2 separate regions of the Homo sapiens genome follow, and region 2 is linked to region 1. Evidence: chromatin contacts called from ENCODE Hi-C data. All regions are on one chromosome and are shown on one strand. The core of a region is the stretch at or near the end of the contact, and the rest is flanking DNA. Distances in the headings are between cores, read along the strand shown. Region 1 has its middle 34 kb from the start of LINC01448. Region 2 has its middle 24 kb from the start of C7orf25.

Region 1 (5,472 bases), core at 2,017-4,516:
TACATTGTTTTGACAGAATCACACTTTCAGCTTCTTTTCTCTTCTCTTTCCCTTCTTCTGATTTTGCTCATCAGCACCCCCTGTGCCAACAAACAGATAGAAAACCTGGCTTTCCTTTTAATACATTCTTTCTTTTCTAGCATGAAAAGAGTGTGCGTAAAAAAGTATTTACCACATGTCTGCATAGCGAAGATATTCCCTGATATTCTAAATTTGTCTTCGGAATTTTTGTTGAGATTATTTTTCTATTTGTGCAAGTATAGGAATAAACAGAATGCTAACTTTAAGGCACAAAACCAACAGTATTTCAATAAATTTAAAAATTGTAAAATCTGTAGTTATTCAACCTTCATCATTACTTTAAAAAAAAAAAAGCTCACATACAGAGTCCTGTGAGTAATTATTCCATGTCTACAAGGATAACTAAGTGTTGGATGACCAAAGTCATCAAAAAAAAAAAAAATGCTTTCACAGGCTGCCAAAGCCAGCCGGGCCCCAGTGGGCATGTGTGGCTCCCTCCTTTGGAAAATATGTTTCAGAGAGTGATGAAAATGTAAACCACACGAACTACTTGGTTTCTAAGAGAACACGTTTGGAGAAACCATGTTTCCATTTTTCATTTCACAACAAAATTCCCCAAAGAAATTTTTTTGGAAATTGTAAGGAATACTGAGGCTAGTATGAGTAAAGAAGGCTTAAAAAAAGAAAATAAAAACCTAGTTTAAGCATGAAAGACTTTATTGCCCAGCATACAGTTGGTGTTGTGCAGTAGTCTTCTTACCTCTTTCTCACCTCACCACTCCTTTTCACAAAACCCTCCGCTGCAGCTTTTTAGTTCAAAGCTCCCTGAAAAGTTTATTCCTAGAGCGTAAGTTCCAGAACTCTGTTAAAAGTGAAATTCTTCTGGAAAAGAAAACACTAGGCTGCATACTAATATTAACTGATTTTAAGTCTTTGTCGAGCATAGGTTTTGGTAAGAAATTAGCACGAGAGGTTTTGGACATTTACAAGAGTGAAAGGGGAAAGTTACAGAACAGAGTGTCTGGAGACAGGGAAACATTTTGCCATTTCACCAGGTCAGCAGCCAGCCCACCACCATCTTTTGTGTTGTAAGGATGAGGTAGGAATAGAGCCAGAATTGAAACTCTGAACTCTGAATAACCTGGGGCAGGTGGCTTAGCCGCTCTGAGCCTCAGCTTTCTTCTAGGGAAAATGAGGTTATACTTGTCTTCTGCTACAAACATTATTAGGAATCATGTGGATAAGGTTATCCATAATTTTATTATTTTTACTTTATAATTAGAATTTATTATTTTGAAAGGTAGACTGAACAGAACCAACTATAAGTAGTTTGGATATATTCTATTCCAGCTATTAATTATGAGGGCTTTTCTTTTTTAATTTTAAGCAAATGTTGAGTAATCAAAATTATTTAAAGTCTATGCCTATCCAATTTTAATATCTAAAAGTAATACGCAGGGAAAATCCAATGCTCATCTAGAAATGTGAAAATGTGGTACATTAGAGACAAGGTTATTACCTTAAAATTATTACAATTAAGTGTTGTTATAGTGTTGTGTGTATTTGTCCACATTAACTTGATTAGTATCAAAATTTAAAAACAAACTATTCAAACATATAACATATCCATTTCACAGCACTTGTTCAACCCTGGGTTGAACTTTCATATAAAGATAGAAAATACAGAAGAGGATGAGACCCTAAATGCAAAGCATCTGCTCAGCTTGTTAGAGGACACACTCTAAGCTGTCACCCAAATAAACGGTAATATCTGCAAATCCTGCAGTGCATTCTTCTAGAAACAGTATAGGTATGATTAGCAAGGTCAAAGGGTAAAGAGCATTGTGTCCCACACCCAGGTCAGAAACCCCACCTCTACTAAAAATACAAAAATTAGCCGGGTGTGGTGGCACACACCTGTGGTCCCAGCTACTTGGGAGGCTGAGGCAAGAGAATCGCTGGAACCCAGGCAGCAGAGGTTGCAGTGAGCTGAGATCACACTACTGCATTTCAGCCTGGGAGACAGAGCAAGACTCCATCTCAAAAATAAGTAAATAAATAAATAAAATAGATGTATTTTTATTTTTATTTATTTATTAAGACAACTGAAAGAGAGTACGATTGGAACCAAGGGAGGATAATGTGTATAGATGACAGAGATGGAACCAGGTAGTTTAGCAACATACCCACTGAAAGCACTGCCAGGTGACTGTGCACAGGCAGGGCTTGATTCCACCTCATGCCCGTGCTTCTACCCTAGCTCCTGTCATGTTGTCTCAAAACTCTTCTGATTTCCTAGAGGTGAATTTTTATTTTGAACCACAATAACTTGCACATTCAGAGTCTGTCAAGCATTTTCAAATCTATCTGGAGGATTCCCAGGAAATTCTGCATTGACTCACAAGTTTTTCCAAGGTCAAGAACTCATTCCTGAGGCCAAGAACGATTGTAGTCTGGCATACTTGAACAATTTTCCAACTTTCCTGTGATTGGTTAAGGTCTAATTTAGTTGGTTCTTGGTTTTCCCTGGTTAGCATCCGAAGTTAATTGCAGACACCATACATAATTATTATTATTTTTTGTTTCCTGCCACTTTTTGTCAGTGAACTGTGTATTGACATTTGAAATCGAGTTAGGAAAAAGTTCACATCTGCAGCTGTTCCCTTCTTGTGGTGTGGATTTCTTTTATGAAATGTCCTTAAACATTCCTCAACTTCAGTGGTAAAGATGGAAGCTGCAGATTTTTTCAGAAAGTTTGGAGCTAAAACCCTAAAGCATGTTCCACCAACCCCAAAGAATACTTCTACCAGAGGTGAAAAAGACTTTCTTGCCTTTTCAGAAAATTATCATGTCTTCTTTATGTTATCTACAGCCATTGCCAGGGCCATTGTCCTGAAAACGCACAAAATGCAGCATGTCTGAACTGGAAGAACGTTTAGAGCTTTTTCAGTCCAACTTCTCAGATTGGAAGTGGAACCTCAGACAAGTGTTTGGGCCAATAATTCAACGCAGTGTAGCAGATAAAGGACACGAACCGAGGTTTCCAGTCCTCGGTCTTGTGATTCCACTAAACTACTCCTAATTGAAGAAGAGATGGAGAGATTATAAAGGATTCATCTGCTGCTTTACATCGACTCTGACAATCCAACACTAAATTGTTTCTCTGTGTAGCAGATGCTGTTGGCACCTCACCGAGATTTCTTCAGCACTCACAGTTCCCACGCTCTGTGCTGCTGGCTTCCTCTGGGAAGTGTCTACAACTCTTGGCCTGAGGGCTTTCAGGAGATGCCTCTAGGAGAGGCTCTCAGCCAATGATGGATAGAGATGTTGTGCTTTAGAGTGGGACAATTCTGAGATGAGTTTGACACCATCTCCCGGATGCCCCGGGGGGACTGAGCCCCAGGTGCTTACAGCAGCAACCTGCCCATCAATGCATGCTCTTTGGGCTTCATTCTCTTTGCTGTCTCACTTCCATACTCCCCGAGGTAGGCAGAATAACCCCCAAAGATGACCCTACCCTAGTCTCCAGGACTTCTGAGTCTGTTAGCTTACATGGCAAAAGGGACTTCGAAGATGTGATTAAGGTTATGGAACTTGAGACAGGGATATTGGATTATCTAGGTGGGCCCAATCTACTGTCATGGGTCTTGGGAAGCTGAGAATCTTTTCTGGCTGGTGAGAGAGATGACGGAAAAAGGGTGAGAGAGATGCAATGTTGTTGGCTTTGATGATGGAGGAAGGGGGCCATGAGCCAGGGGATGCAGGTGGCCTTGAGAGGCTGGAAAAGGCAAGGGCTGCCTACTCCTTCATCCTATCTCAGTGAGGTCAACATTGGATTTCTGATCTAAGAACTGTAAATTAATAAATGTGTCTTGTTTTAAGCCAGCAAATGTGTGATGTTTTGGCAACAATAGAAATTTAATTCACTCCTCTCTTCATTTTGGAATTACCTGTGAAATAAACCGTTTATATTCAAAGCCTTGTGTCAGGGTCCATTTCTTGGGCAACCCAAAATGCACAGTAATATCTAGAGTCCTCTACAGCTATTCATAATTGTGATAAAGAGATTGGAAACATAATTGGAATGCTTCACAGAGGGATGAAGAACAAACAGCACTTCCAGTGTTTTCATAAGGTTTTGTACAGCTACTATGGCCAAAATAGTTTTTGGAACCCACTCTTAAGTTTGCATAAGCATACGTTCATATCATCTTCATTTTTGGAGGCAAACTGGAAATTCAGGACAGTGGTTCCTCCCTCATTTTTCTTTCGTCTGTCTATCTCATTTTCCCCTGTATCTGAGTGCGTGGATGCAAATTAGATACGTCTCTGATGTTTCTTATAATTTTTTACTCCCTTTTTCTTTTCTTCTCTCTTGACCTTTTGGTTTATTCTATCTCCTTCTTCCTCATCCCATCCATTAGAACACATGGAAATGGTAGTGATGGTAGTGTTGGATGTTTGTAGGTTATTTGTCTATTGTTCACTCTCTTCTCCCTCTTTCCTGATGGCACCGAGGTTTCTCTTTGGTTGCTTAGCAGTCAGAACTTTCAGTAGGATTTACTCCACCAATCAATTCAGGATGAACCTGGACCAGCCTTAGCCAAACAATGTAATTTCATTGTAATGACTCCAGTTTCCAGTTCAGAAATTGTTACGTAACTCAGAATAAGCCAATCAGTGATTGACTTTCTCATGATCAAAGCGATTAGTTCAAGAAAGGAGAAGTAAATAGAGTTCAACAAATTAGAATGAAGGCCAGAAAGTTTGACTGTTGGTTGGGAGAAGAGAGAGTCTATACTCTAACAGAAAATGTAGTGTGAAGTCGTATAAACTGCTACAGCTCTGTATGCTAGCCTGAGACCTGAGGGTGGAGCTTAAACATGGAAGTAGGAAACAGCCATGAGAACAGAAGAGAAAGGGCCTCTCTCTTCCCTATTCTTACCCCTCAACCCCATGGACAGAGTTGACTGAGGAAGAAAAATCTGGGCATTAGGCTACAGATGGTTCTGCACAATATGTTGGTATTGGCTGGCAGTGGGATGACTACAATATTATCCAAGTAGGAGTGTCCTGAAGACCTTGGGGAGGGGAAATGATCCATGCTGTTGAACACTTCATCCTATTGTTCACTTTGCCTGGGTGATGAGAAGGCCAGAGGGGTACGTATCTACACTGTTTATGGTTAACTGGTGTGGCTGAGCATGCTGGTGTGGCTGAGCAGCCAGGGACTTGAAAAGAACAAGCTGAGAGGATGGCGACGAGGAAGGCTTTTGAAGAAAAGCATGTGGGTGGCATCTTGGAATGGGCACCAAGCATGAAGATATTTGTGTTCCATGTGAATGCTCAGCAGAAGGCACTCTCTAAAGAGGAGGCTCTCAGGAATCACATGGGTGACATTTGAAGGGTTCGACAGTCCCCTGCTGTTGTCATGGGAGCACTCCTCGGTGG
Region 2 (4,923 bases), core at 515-3,014, 150 kb before region 1:
CTATATTAACTGGGGGTACAAGGGGTTCCATTTTATTAAGTCAATTTGTAAGTGCCAAAGACTTACTTTAATTTTAATTTGTTATTTATTGTGTCAGAGCATCTCTGCCTAATATAGAATATCTTACAGCAATGGATATATAACTATGGGAAATTTAGGCCATGCTACAAATGAATATGCAAGGCATATTCATTTACAAAATATTATATTCAGTTACCTGCTCAAGATTACATGGGCAGAGTGTTTAAGTTTAGTGGAATTCCCCAGGTATAAATATAATTTGAGCCCCAATATTAAGTCCATGCATTTTTGTTAGTGCATTTTAACAAATTGTTAAAGTTAAATTAGAACTGACCTTGTAGAAGCACAAAGCCAGTACGTGTCCTTTTTAATCTTTTTGTTATGTAAATTCTTTGATATATAAATTGCTATATGCATTATGAACTTCTAACTATATCAAAAGATGCAAATATATCATATACACCATTTATCAACATATATTTATGTTAAAATATTATATATAACTTTTATTTAATTACCTTTTTCCCCCTCTGTATCTAGGGGTTTGTTTATAAATCAGTAAGTGATCTAGGGCTAGCATGTTTGCTAGACCTGGCAGCTGCTAAGTATTTAAAGTTTAAAGTTCATCTCTTTTTTTTTTTTTCTTGGACTTGTAATAGCATAAAGCAACAGTCTCTCTCTCTCTCTCTCTCTCTCTCTCTCTCTCTCTCTCTCTCCCTCCCTCTCCCTCTTCCTCTTTTCTTTCTTTTTTATTTTAGGCTTTAGTTGCTTGAAGGCATTCTTAGTCTCTGCCTCTGGTTGATAAGAGGAAAAGAGGGAGGAGGGAAGGGCACAGTGTCTCTAGGCAGCCAGCTCTCTACAACTTCCGTGATTGCAAGATCATCGGTCCCCTTTTTCCTTCCTTTTTTTGTTTTTTTTTTCTTTTAAGTATAATCTTTAGAACGGCTTGTATTTCTTGGTGGCTAAAATAAAATTTTTTCTTCCTTCATCTCTCTGGATGTTTACCTGACATGCTCCTGGTGGTAGGAGTAGCCTCCTGGTGTTCTGTCCTTACAGAATGTTACCCGAAAAAATTGGAGGGTGACCTCTGTGTCTGCTGGCCTTGCAGGCAGCGGCTTCCCTTTCCATGGTGACCCACCGGAGCTCTGGAGGTGGTGGGGAGCGAGGAGCGACAGCAGCAGGAACCGAACAGGGCGGCGCCTGCCTGGCAGCGTCACTCTTGCGGGGCCTGTGGGACGCAGGTGAAGTTACTCCCATTAGGGTTAGGGTTAGGCCATATGATCCTTTCACCCTGGCTCCGCTTCACGAGCACAGTGAAGCCCAGTGTGTCGCATCACCCTCTCTGACTGTGACTAAGGAGAAATCGCTGCTTCCCAAGAGCCTGCTGGCGGGTTCTCGGGAAGTAGCGCGCAGCCGTGCCCTTTGCCATGGACAGGCCCGCCCACCACCCAGGCCCCAGGTCACGCAACAGCGCACCCAGCTCCAGGGACAACGCATCCTCCAATGGAGGCCGGCGACAGAGGGTCCCCACAGTCCCAGGAGGGGGTCTGATTCTGCAAAGGGAACACATCCTCCTACCACTGGGACCTGCCCTCCGCGCCGCAGGCAAGGAGCCGGCTACAGCCGCTACAATTCCGGAGAGTCCCGGAGGCGACTCGGACGACAGCAGGACCTAGTAGCGCGCAGCGACGAGCAGCGAGATCCAGCGCCTGTAAGCAGCGCGCGGCCCCAGACCTGCTGGGCCAGCTGATACAGCAAGGTAGCAAGCCCTCTGCGGGGGACAGACACCGGGATGGTGTCCAAGCCGCGACTGCAATCCTGCAGACTAGGCTAATTGTTTGGAATGAAACTTTATCAGTTTAGCCCGGCAATTACTCTCCTCAACAGCTGAGAGGCCAGGATAAAAGAGCATCAGCATGGGATCTACCTGCTTGGGGCCCTTTGGGGCGGCGTCACACTCAGGGATTAGATTTCAGGCACTGCTTCAGTGACACAACCGCAGTGTGAAAGTTTAAGCGTTTTTGGTACTTACAGATCCTGGAGGGAGCGCGGGCGCGCGCGCGCGCACACACACACACACACACACACACACACACACACACACACCACACACCAAGGAGTACAGGCAGAGAGAGAGAGAGAGAGAGAGAGAGAGAGAGAGAGAAGGGACCCGTAGACCAATACCTTTATTGGGTTCAGAGTGTTATCCAAACAGGTTTAATTGTTGAATTTAAAGCAAGCAGGCACTGGTTCCAGGAGGTCCCCCTGACTGAGAGGCGGTCACGTTAAGTTTGCAGGCAAATGTCTGAATGGTTCCTTGAAATGAAGCAGTATCTCTGGCCACCAACTGGAGCCATTCCAGTGGGGAATAGTATTAGAAACGGTGTCAAGGCTGACTGAGCCCTGCTTCTGGTATGAGAAAGTTAAAACATATTTTAAGATGGATGCCAAGGCAACATAAAATTATAAGCTCTCACCACATGTTTATACCCAGTTCTGGCATTAAAAAATGCTTCATTTTTTTCAAAAAGAGTTATAAAAAACTTTTGCCATGTGTTCTGTTTTCTTAGTTTTTCTGTTCTGTTTTTTGCTTTTGATAATTGGAAATGTTTGAACTTTTGTATTAGTACTGACGTTTTTATAATACCCATTCTTCCTTCTTTCCTTTAGATAATATTGACTGGGTCTCTACTGTAAGCAAGAAGAATATAATTTGTTTTGCAAACTCCTCTTTCCTTCCTTTCTCTGCCATTCAATTTTAATGATTAGAATAATGCATATTCTCTTTCTTTACTTGCACTCTGTGCACCTAAATATATTTAAGCTTCTGCTTTTTTTTTTTGGTAGCTTGAAATGATGTCATTTGTTTCCCAACTTTTGTAAGTAAATCATTGAGCTAATTATGCTTTTCCCTCTCTTTCTTTTTTTAGGTTGTGCTTTTTTCTGACTTTGTCAGAGAACATGTTTCTATATCATCCTTTGATTCTTATCTTACCTTTGGTTTAGTCTTAGATCTTCAGTTAAATATATTAAACACTCACTATTAATCTTGTTTCACCAGTTTTCCCAGGTGTCAGGTTTCTTGAAAAAAGCTCATGGGTCAGCATCCCCTGAGTTCCAGCATGTTCAAAACTGTTTCTCCATAGCTTGGATATGTGAAGGAATCTTGCTTGGTTATAGAAGCCTCACTTCACACTTTCCTTGCTTTCTTGTAAATGTTCCTCCATTTTGTTCTCTTTGACTCATTTTACTTTTTAAAAAATTGTGCTATTTTAAAATACCAGTCATAAAGCCAGCTAGCTATTACAGAGATATGTGTACTTTATCACAAATTTAATTTAATTTCTTATTATTATATATATATTTTTTTGAGACAGGGTCTCACTCCGTGGCCCAGGCTGTAGTTCATTGGTGCTGGTTCCAGGAGGGCTCACTGCAGCCTATAACTCCCAGACTCAAGTGAAACCCCCACCTCAGCCTCCTGAGTAGCTAGGACTACAGGCATGTGCCACCACACCCAGCTAATTTTTTGTATTTGTAGTAGAGAAGGGGTTTCACCATGTTGCCCAGGCTGGTCTCTAATTCCTGGGCTCAAGTGATCTGCCTGCCTTGGACTCCCAAAGTGCTGGGATTACAGGCATGAGCCACCGTGTCTGGCTCACAAATTTTATATAAAATGACTTCCTATTACCTTTAGATGAGAAGGAAAAAACACATAGCCTGTGGTTCCCTCAAAACTCTAACATGTAACTTTTAGTGGGGAAAATAAGGTACTTTTGCTAGTTATCCACAAGGGGGAAGACTGATTCCATTTCTTCTGGAAGGTATCCATTGGGCCATCATTACTGATCATTTATTTTTATTTTTATAGATTTAGAGAGTACATGTGCAGTTGTGTTACATGGATATATTGTGTAGTGGTGAAGTCTGGGCTTTAGTGTTCTATAAATTACAATAATTTGTTAAGATATCTTTTGCGGTCTATTTTTCATACATGTGCTGTCTCTTTACCATATGTAGATTCAGAACTTTTTTTTTTCCTCAGGAAAGTTTTCTTGATTATAGTTTTACAATTAGTCCTAGTCTATTATTTGGTTTTTCTTCTTCAGGTTCTCTAATGATACTTGTGTTCGATTGTGCTTGTATCCTGTTCTTTCTGCTTCCATTTTCTTGGTTTTTATTATTTCTATCTGTTATGTCTCTTACTGTATTTTTTGTCTTCCTGTTCTCCCTTGGCTACCTAGTAATGCAGTTTTTGTTTCTAAGATTTGTCTTTTTCTCAAGTTCTTAATTATGTCAGTTTTTATTTTTATTTTTATTATTTTTTTAAGACAGAGTCTCGCACTGTCACCTGGGCTAGAGTGCAATGGCACGATCTTGGCTCACTGCAACCTCCACCTCCTGGGTTCAAGTGATTCTCCTGCCTCAGCCTCCCAAGTAGCTGGGATTACAGGCACCTGCCACCACACCTGGCTAATTTTTTGTATTTTTAATAGAGATGGGGTTTCACCATGTTGGCCAGGCTGGTCTCGACTCCTGACCTCAGGTGATCCACCCGCCTCAGCCTCTCAAAGTGCTAGGATTACAGGCGTGAGCCACTGTGCCCGCCTTTTTTGTTTTTTTGAGACGAGTGCAATGGCTCCATTTCAGCTCACTGCAACCTCAACCTCCCGTGTTCAAATGATTCTCCTGCCTCAGCCTCACGAGTAGCTGAGATTAGAGGTGTGCGTCACCACACCTGGCTAATTTTTGTATTTTTGGTAGAGACGGGGTTTATCTATGTTGGCCAGGCTAGTCTCAAACTCCTGACCTCAAGTGATCCTCCCACCTTGGCTTCCCAAAGTGCTGGGATTACAGGCATGAACCACCATGCTCGGCTTGTCAGTTCTTATTTCACTGTTT

The links. Hi-C counts contacts between places; a loop is a spot of excess contacts on that map. Pooled maps may share reads with other maps.
Region 2: a map with no recorded cell type shows a loop between it and region 1 (2.3-fold over the local background). The contact joins two enhancer-like sites. A Hi-C loop is called at or near these places in 2 of 37 single-sample maps with no recorded cell type and 3 of 50 pooled maps.

Annotation. Positions count from the first base shown.
Region 1 is chr7:42,737,570-42,743,041 of GRCh38, reverse strand. No RefSeq gene overlaps it. Among named protein-coding and RNA genes, the nearest start is that of LINC01448, 34 kb to the right of the region's middle. Within about 2 kb of position 3,266, at least 5 of the 41 ENCODE cell types and tissues checked have a DNase peak (open chromatin) inside an H3K27ac peak, as active enhancers do.
Region 2 is chr7:42,885,257-42,890,179 of GRCh38, reverse strand. No RefSeq gene overlaps it. Among named protein-coding and RNA genes, the nearest start is that of C7orf25, 24 kb to the left of the region's middle. RefSeq lists enhancers at 1,616-1,665, 1,261-1,804 and a silencer at 1,746-1,795. Within about 2 kb of position 1,764, at least 34 of the 41 ENCODE cell types and tissues checked have a DNase peak (open chromatin) inside an H3K27ac peak, as active enhancers do.